Linked DNA regions of Homo sapiens: all the other regions are linked to region 3. The links are chromatin contacts, found by Hi-C or POLR2A ChIA-PET in ENCODE. All regions are on one chromosome and are shown on one strand. Each heading gives the region's core, a stretch centred on a gene start or an enhancer-like site at or near the end of the contact. The rest is flanking DNA. Distances are from core to core; before and after follow the strand shown. Region 1 overlaps MYO10 (myosin X). Region 2 overlaps MYO10 (myosin X). Region 3 overlaps BASP1-AS1 (BASP1 antisense RNA 1).

The links. Hi-C counts contacts between places; a loop is a spot of excess contacts on that map. ChIA-PET counts read pairs that join two places held with the same protein, here RNA polymerase II (POLR2A). Pooled maps may share reads with other maps.
Region 1: a loop to region 3 is called in a pooled map, with 2.3 times the contacts of the local background. The contact joins two enhancer-like sites. A Hi-C loop is called at or near these places in 1 of 168 maps with a recorded cell type or tissue (Caco-2) and 5 of 50 pooled maps. POLR2A ChIA-PET finds 5 or more read pairs at or near these places in 5 of 52 experiments (A673, AG04450, RWPE1 and 2 more).
Region 2: a loop to region 3 is called in a pooled map, with 5 times the contacts of the local background. The contact joins two enhancer-like sites. A Hi-C loop is called at or near these places in 1 of 168 maps with a recorded cell type or tissue (Calu3) and 4 of 50 pooled maps. POLR2A ChIA-PET finds 5 or more read pairs at or near these places in 4 of 52 experiments (AG04449, AG04450, IMR-90 and 1 more).

What each region holds. Positions count from the first base shown.
Region 1 is chr5:16,758,288-16,761,230 of GRCh38, reverse strand. The region is part of intron 17 of MYO10 (myosin X); the gene reads left to right. Among named protein-coding and RNA genes, the nearest start is that of RETREG1, 140 kb to the right of the region's middle. Within about 2 kb of position 1,675, at least 2 of the 41 ENCODE cell types and tissues checked have a DNase peak (open chromatin) inside an H3K27ac peak, as active enhancers do; they include A673, where a contact is called at or near this core.
Region 2 is chr5:16,888,315-16,891,191 of GRCh38, reverse strand. The region is part of intron 1 of MYO10 (myosin X); the gene reads left to right. Among named protein-coding and RNA genes, the nearest start is that of MYO10, 47 kb to the left of the region's middle. Within about 2 kb of position 1,396, at least 8 of the 41 ENCODE cell types and tissues checked have a DNase peak (open chromatin) inside an H3K27ac peak, as active enhancers do; they include IMR-90, where a contact is called at or near this core.
Region 3 is chr5:17,187,981-17,190,867 of GRCh38, reverse strand. All of the region lies in intron 1 of BASP1-AS1 (BASP1 antisense RNA 1), which reads left to right. Among named protein-coding and RNA genes, the nearest start is that of BASP1-AS1, 28 kb to the left of the region's middle. RefSeq lists a silencer at 294-588. Within about 2 kb of position 1,292, at least 5 of the 41 ENCODE cell types and tissues checked have a DNase peak (open chromatin) inside an H3K27ac peak, as active enhancers do; they include A673 and IMR-90, where a contact is called at or near this core.

The DNA of each region.
Region 1 (2,943 bases), core at 426-2,925, 430 kb after region 3:
TCACGTGAGGTCAGGAGTTTGAGACCAGCCTGGCCAACATAGTGAAACCCCATCTCTACTGAAAATACAAAAATTAGCCAAGCATGGTGGCAGGCACCTGTAATCCCAGCTACTTGGGAGGCTGAAACAGGAGAATCGCTTTAACCTGGGAGGTGGAGGTTGCAGTGACCCAAGATTGCGCCATTGCAGTCCAGCCTGGGTGACAAGAGTGAAACTCTGTCTCAAAATAAATAAATAAATAAATAAATTAATAATAATAATAATAATATAAGCAATGACTGCCATTTAGTGAGGTACTGAAATAAACCAACCACAGAGGTATAAGTAACATACTGTTATTAATCCTCTTATGCAGATGAGGAAACCGAGCCTTGAAGCAGTTAAAGCTGTTAAGTGACTTCCCCAAGACCTCTCAACTGGTAACCAGTGAGCCATCGAGTCCAGTTTTGATCTGGTCTGGTTGGCTTGAGAACCTTAATATCTTAAGCAGTGTGGTCTGCTGTCTTCACAGGGAGCTTAGAGCTGCGTGGTTAAGCTGATTTCAGCCTTGGTTTTATAGGACTCCTGTGTCTCTAGTTAGTAAAATAAATGCCTTAATTCAGCTATAATTATAAATTTATTACATATTCATTTATTCGTTCATGAATTATAAATTTACACCATTAAATCAATAAAGAAAACACACAGAAACTTGCAGTGATAAGTTATTTGTATGTATTAGACCAGGAAGTGTCCTTTTTGGTTTTTTTTTGGTTTGTTTTTTTTTTTTGGAGACAGGGTCTCGTTCTGTCACCCAGACTGGAGTGCAGTGGCGCAATCTCGGCTCACTGCAACCTCCACCTCCCAGGTTCACGCCATTCTCCTGCCTCAGCCTCCCGAGTAGCTGGGACTACAGGTGCCCGCCACCACGCCTGGCTATTTTTTTTTTTTTTTTTGTATCTTTAGTAGAGACAGGGTTTCGCCATGTCAGCCAGGATGGTCTCCATCTCCTGACCTCATGATCCGCCCACCTCGGCCTCCCAAAGTGCTGGGATTACAGGCATGAGCCACCATGCCCGGCGGAAGTGTACTATTTTTAGGAGGCTTTGTAAGAGAGAAAGAGTTTAGGGAAAAAACCCTTTCCTGAAAGCTTTCAGCACCTGTGTTGGATCTGGTGGGAATCTGTAACAAAAACACATGTTTATATCTAAGGAAGGAAAGTAGCAAAAAAGTTTAAAAGCTGTAATACTTTTAGAAATGTAAATACTAGATGGCCACCTGTCACTTAGATAGGAATGAATTGGGACAAAGGGAGCCCATATAAGGTAGTATCAGCCTAGAAACTCAGAATTTGAAACATTTGATCTTCAAACTTATTTTAACTCTTCTATGTGAGGGTTCACTATATACAACATTGTTAGCTATTTTATTTTTAGGTGAGTTTTCAGACCTGTAAAAATGATGGGTGTTTAAAAAACACCATAGCATGCTGTCAAAGCAATTTCTTAGTTTAATGCGATACGTTTAAATAAAAGCCCTGTATTGATGTTAAGTAGAGGCAGTTTGTCGTAGTGAAAAGATTGCAGGCCTGGAGACCAGCGAGGTGGAGTTTCGCCAGCTGCCTCTGTGCCAGCGTGAAGCAGTTTTGTGAGTGGTGTAAAGAACTTCCTGTCTCAACCCCAGGTTTCCCCTTGCAAACCGAGGAGCTGGGGCTGTTCACTTGCTTCACTCTCTTTCACCTTTGACATCTGTGACATTTTAATGGAACCAAAGCTTCTCTCCAAAGAGCTCAAAGCACAGTTAGAGAACTTAAGAGAGTGAGCATTAAAGAGCACCCGAGAACAAAAATGAAAAAGGTTGGGGCAAAGCAAGAAGCGACCAGGGAAAGCTCTAATATTGCCGCTTGTGGGGAGGCAGATGCTCAGAAGTCTTCCCTGACTGTCCTGGTGACAGTGAAGCCACCAACCCCACCAGCTCCATAGCCCATGATACCTTCCATGCAAGGAAGATTTAAAAATCATTGAAGGCTGGGCGGGCGCGGTGGCTCACGCCTATAATCCTAACACTTTGGGAGGCCGAGGCGGGTGGATCACCTGAAGTCAGGAGTTCAAGACCAGCCTGGCCAACATGGTGAAACCCTGTCTCTACTACAAAATATAAAAATTAGCCAGGCGTGATGGCAGGCGCCTATAATCCCAGCTACTCAGAAGGCTGAAGCAGGAGAATCGCTTGAACCCGGGAGGCAGAGGTTGCAGTGAGCCGAGATCGCACCACTGCACTCCAGCCTGGGTGAAAGAGCGAAACTCTGTCTAAAAAAAAAAAATTATTGGGAAGCTTTTCACTTTTACCTTGTTAATAGTAGCAATGGATTTTACAGAACTTTTTAAATAATAACTAATATCAATATATATGATATGCCAGGTAGCATGCTTTCTGCCTTTTACATGCATGTTCTCCTTTCATTCTCACCTGGCATTAGGGGATAAATTAAAAAATTATCTCCATTTTCCAGATGAAAAAACTGAGGCTTAGAGAGAGATGAAACATCTTGCCCAAGCAACACAGCTGGGAAGTGGGGAGACAGGATTTGAACCATCGCCTGCCTCACCCTGTAATTAGTGTTCCCCAGGAGCACCTTTCCATCCGTTAACTGCTTCAATCTTTGCAACACTGCAAGATGGCAAAACTAATAACTCACTTTTGCAAGTGAGGAGACCGAGGCTACAGAGGCTTAGATGGCATTCCAGAAAGCACAGAGCTCCTAAGTGGGATTCCACCCTTTGTCACTGTCATGCCAGTCCCCTTCTCTGCAAGACTCTGGTCTCTGACACTGCCACGTGTTTTCAGTGCCTAAAGCTCTTTGGCAGTGTTTGGTTTGAAATCTTTGGAAGCTGTCTTAGTTCTTCCAGGCCTAGGGTGTATTACTTTGAATTATCATTGAGAAAGGGCACCATTAATTACAAT
Region 2 (2,877 bases), core at 147-2,646, 300 kb after region 3:
CCTCAGCCTCAAGTAGCTGGGATTACAGGCACCTGCTACCGCGCCTGGCTAATTTTCTAATGTTATGTTTTAGTGGAGACTGGGTTTCACCACGTTAGTCAGGCCGGTCTCTAACACCTGACCTCATGTGATCCGCCTGTATCGGCCTCCCAAAGTACTGGGATTACAGATGTGAGCCACCGTGCCTGACCAACTTTCTGTCTCTATGGATTTAACTTCTTCATATAAATGGAGTCATACAACATGTGGTCCTTTGTGACTGCCTTCTTCTACTTAGCATAGTGTTTTCTAGGCTCATCCATGTTATAGCATGTATCAGTTCTCTGTTCATTTTTATTTTATTTTATTTTTTGAGACAGAGTCTTGCTCTGCCGCCCAGGCTGGAATGCAGTGGCATGATCTTGGCTCCCTGCAACCTCTGCTTCTCGGGTTCAAGTGATTCTCCTGTCTCAGCCTCCAGAGTAGCTGGGGTTACAGGCATGTGCCACCACACCTGGCTAATTTTTGTATTTTTAGTGGAGATAGGGTTTCTCCGTGTTGGCCAGGCTGGTCTCGAACTCCTGACCTCAGGTGATCTGCCTGCCCCGGCCTCCCAAAGTTCTGGGATTACAAGCGTGAGCCACCACGTCAACCTTATAGTTGAATAATATTCCATTGTATGAATAGACCACATTAAAAAAAAATCCATTCACTAGTTGATGAACATGAGGGTTGTTTCTGCTTTCAGGCTATTGCACATAATGCTGCTATGAACATTTGTGTACAAGTTTTCGTGTGGACATATGTTTTCACGTCTCTGGGGTATTTACCTAGCAGTGGAATTTCTGGGTCATATGGTTAACTCTATATTTTACTTTTTGAGGAACTGCCAAACTGTTTTCCACAGCAGCTGCATCATTTCACATTCTTAGCAGCAGTGCACGAGGGTTCTAGTTTCTCCACATTCTTGCCAACACATTATGTGTCATTTTGATTGGACTAGGTTATCTTTTATGTACCTTTTAATCCAGGAAGTATGATTTTGTGAAAAAAAATTTGTTTTCGATATGTGATAGAAATCTGCAAAGGAATTAATTAATATGTATGAAACAGAAATGACAAATGGCTGTTTTAAGTTTATTTTCTTCCCACTGTGTTCTTGGGTCGTTCATTTTTATGAAGTAACAACAAACTCCTGTTCTGAGCATACTTGTGTATTTTTTCTGAAAACAGATGGTAGCCAGAACACAACTGGGATTCCATTAAGAAAATCTTATCAGTTTGTTTATTTGTAGGCATTTCTCTCCCCCTCTCCCCACAAAAATGATTCTTATCAAGAGGAGGAAAGGACAATAAACTGGGAAATGGGAGGTAAGGATGTCTGGTATCAGATTTCACGCAGAGTGCAAACATCTTGTGCTGGTCTTTTATTGCCCTTTCTGTCCTGTACCTCCTACTGCTTCCACCAAGAGGAGTGGAATGCAGTTCTTAAACCAGCTGTTTTGTTTTGTGTGCTTTAAAAACAGGATTTCCCACTAGTTTTTGAGAGTTCTTAGTGGGACAGTTTTATACATTTTATAAAATCTGTGTCTCCTAGCTCCATTTACTTACTTGTCTTTCTTGGCTTGTTCTGCTGTTTTCTTTCTTTCTTTCCTTCCTTTCCTTCCTTTCGTCCGCCCTTCCTTCCTTCCTTCCTTCCTTCCTTCCTTCCTTCCTTCCTTCCTTCCTTCCTTCTTTCTTTTCTTCCCTTCCCCTTCCTTCTTTCCTTTCCTTTCCTTCCTTCTTTCTGTCAGTCTTTCTGTCTTTCTTGATGGAGTCTTGCTGTGTTGCCCAGGCTGGAGTATAGTGGCGTGATCTCGGCTCACCGCAACCTCCGCCTCCTGGGTTCAAGCAATTCTCCTGCCTCAGCCTCCCGACTGCCTGGGATTACAGGCACCCACCACCATGCTTAGCTAATTTTTGTATTTTTAATAGAGATGGGGTTTCACCATGTTGGCCAGGCTGATTTTTTTTTTTTTTTTTTAAATTTTTTTAAATTTTGAGGCAGGGTCTTGCCCTGTCACCCAGGCTGGAGTGCAGAGGCACAATCACACCTCACTGCAACCTCCGCCTCTTGGGCTTAAGCCATCCTCCCACCTCAGCCTGCTGAGTAGTTGGGACTACAGGCATGTGCCACCATGCCCAGCTAATTTTTATGTTTTTTGCAGAAACAGGGTTTTGCCATATTGCCCAGGCTAGTCTCAAACTTCTGAGCTCAAACGATCCTCCCACCTCAGCCTCTCAAAAGTGCTGGGATTCCAGGCATGAGTCACCATTGCCTGGCCTGGCCTATTGTTTATATTATGTAATTATTCCCTATGGAACAGAGAGAACAGATAGGAAGGGCATTAGAGTGGGCATAGTTTACCTCTGTGCTTTTTAGAGCCAGAACTATTTTATTTAATTCAAATTTTACTTTTTTTTTTTAAGAGATGGGGGTCTTGGCTTATCTTGTTCAGGCTGGAGTGCAGTAGCACGATCAGAGCTCACTGTATCCTCGAACATCTGGGCTCAAGGGATCCTCCTGCCTTAGCCTCCCAACTATGGGAGTATCTCTGGCTATTTTTTTTTTCCTTTTGAGACGGAGTCTCGCTCTTGTTGTTCAGGCTGGAGTGCAGTGGCGCAATTTCGGCTCACCACAACCTCTCCCTCCTGGGTTCAAGTAGTTCTCCTGCCTCAGCCTCCTGAGTAGCTGGGATTACAGGCATGCACCACCACACCCAGCTAATTTTGTATTTTTAGTAGAGATGGGGTTTCTCCATGTTTGTCAGGCTGGTCTTGAGTAATTTTTTAATTAAAAAAAATGTTGTAGAGATGAAGTCTCACCATCTTGCCTAGGGTGGTCTTGAACTCTGAGGC
Region 3 (2,887 bases), core at 43-2,542:
CAATCAGAGGATTGTACATAGACACAATTTGGTCATGTATTGAAGTGAACCTTAGCTGGGGAAAAATTAAAACCTAACAAGAAACAAAAGAGGAACCTACTGTAGAAAACAATGAGTTTGTTCAAATGCATTCTTAACATTTCTGTGAGTACTAATCAACCATGAGAAACTTGTATAGCATAAAAGTGTCCACTAGGAGGCACTGCAGTCAAAGCACACAGAAATAGACCCAAAACCCTTAATTTATGTAAACTCACGTGTTTTTATTAATATTGTCAATAGTGAACTGTTTTTGCAAAATGAGAGGTCACTATTTTTCAGACCTGATTAGGAAAAATTGCACAAGGCACTTCTTGCTGAAGAAAAAAAATCCATTTTCTGGCAGCAGGAGTTAGCTGACTCGTGGCAATCCAGAGTTGGCCTCTTACTAAGGTCAATATGCATGTGCTCAGGAAACTTGAACCCACACAAGAATGTGAACCAAGACGGTCAGGCCAGAGATAACATGCGGGTCTTGTAAATGTCAAACTTTGCTTCCTCTGCTCAGCTGAAAACATCCTCTTCTCTTTCCCTTATCCTCCTCCCACCCTACCACTCCTGATGATATCCATAAACAAAAAAATTTTAATGACTCGTAGAAGCTTTAAAATAGGAGGACATTTAATTTCATAACGCATCTGCGGTCACAAGCTGACTGCAGCTGAGTGAAGATACAACCTTTAGCAGTGCTCCCTGACTACAGGTCAAGTGGATGCTCTCCTTGTGACTGTAGCAGATGGAGGAGGAAAGGTAAAGGTGAATGCAAGAGGCTAGAAACATACATTGTGATCCCTTTTTTAAAGCCTTTGATTTTTTAAGATTAAACTAACCCATTTTTTTAAGTATATGATTTGTTCATTAAACTACAAATACATGTCTTGGATTGCAAGCTGAAGAGCAACTGAGAGCTAGGAGAGGCATGATAAGACCCAGGAAAGAAACTACAGCAAGGCGCCCTCATGTCGCTTAGAATACAATGCAGGTCCCTGTAGCTCCTGCTCCCTGAGCCTCCTGGCACGCCTGTTAAACAACCACTGCCTTATTCACGCAGAGAACTTGCCATGCTGGGGTCGCCCAGGGAAAGTGAAGTTTTGGTCAGTGTTTTGGGTTGAATTGTATGTCTTCTCCGAAAAAATATGTTGAAGTCCTAACCCCTCTTTACATGCCAATGTGACATTATTGGAAGGAGGGTCTTTGCAGTTGTCCTCAAGTTAAACTTCGGCCACTAGGTGGCGCTCATCCAATGTGACTGCTGTCTTTATAAGGAGAGGAGATTTGAACACTGAGATGCAGAGACAGAACGCGGTGGGACGACAGAGGGAGAGAGGGGGGTGATGCGTCCACTAGCCAAGGAACACCAAGGACTGTTAGCAGCTGGGAGAGATGGAAGGAGCTCCGGAAGAAACCAGGCCTGCCCACACCTTGATTTCAGACTCCTGTTCTCCAGAATTGGAGAAAATAGATCTCTTGTTTTAGGTCACCCAGTTTGTAGTCCTTCATTATGGCAGCCCTAGGAAACTCATGACCAAATCTGGAAAAAGTAGGCCGGGCACGGAGGTTCACGCCTGTAATCCCAGCACTTTGGAAGGCCAAGGTGGGTGGATCACCTGAGGTCAGGAGTTCGAGACCAGCCTGGGCAACATGGCAAAACCCCGTCTCTACTAAAAATACAGAAATTAGCTGGGTGTGGTGGCGGGCGCCTGTAATCCCAGCTACTCAGAGCCTGAGACAGGAGAATCACTTGAACCCAGGAGACGGAGGTGGCAGTGAGCCAAGATCGTGCCACTGCACTCCAGCCTGCACAACAGAGCAAAACTCCATCTCAAAAAAAAAAAAAAAATGGAAAAAGTAGAATGGAATTCTGGGAATGATAATCAAGAGAGGTTCAACTGCTGAAGCACGAAGTTTTAAGGCTTTTTTTTTCTGTGTCTTCTCCTTTTCTTCCCTATTTTCCGGTCTACTCAACCCCGATATTCCAATTTCTCAATATGAAATATTATTTTTAGTTATCTTTAAACGCACAGCTGTTGGTGATTTCTGGAGACATGCCCATTTTTTCCAGTCCATTTTGTAGATCTCCTCAAATACCTAAAAACTTCACAGTCCAGTTGGCATTTTTAAAGCACTTTGCTCCTTTGAGTTGCTCAAATTATTTGACATAAATGTTCCCTTATTCATGTCAGTTTAAAGGAAAAGATAAGTACAGATCTTATTTTAAACCTCAGGAAATATACAGCAAAGTTAAGCATCTTATAGTAAATCACGTTGCCTTTCAGCGAGTGAGCAGAGCCTGGTGGACGGACTCCCAACTGCCTGTATAGTCTTTTTAAAGTATTATACAATTATATTTTATTCTTTATTACCCACCTACAAGACAAGAATGAATAAATCCTCCAAAATGGTGGTCACTCAAGAGTTGCCTTTTGGGGACCTTTCTCTTTTTTTTGATAGAAATGCCTCTGATATTTTGAGAATTCATAAAATCTCAAACAAAATGGAGCGAGTACCTTGTCATGTTCTAATTCTCCAGTAACCACAAGAATCTTCCTTCCTCTCCATTCCATTCTGAGAAAGAGCCACTTCACCTCTCAGAATGATGGGAAAGATAAGGCACAAGCCAAGCCAAATCTTCTCCCCCAAATTCCCTGGCTCTACACGTCCCTGGGACAGGAAGGTCTCAGCTCGCTGACTTGGGCATCCTCTGTGTGCCACAGGTGGGGGATCACCATAGAGAGCCCTCGGTCGGACTCCCTCTGCCCCTGGCATTCTGCCTCCCAAAGTTAAGTGTCATCTTAAAGATGGAGCCACACCAGGGAAAATTCCCTTATCCTTGCTGTGTTTCAGCAGA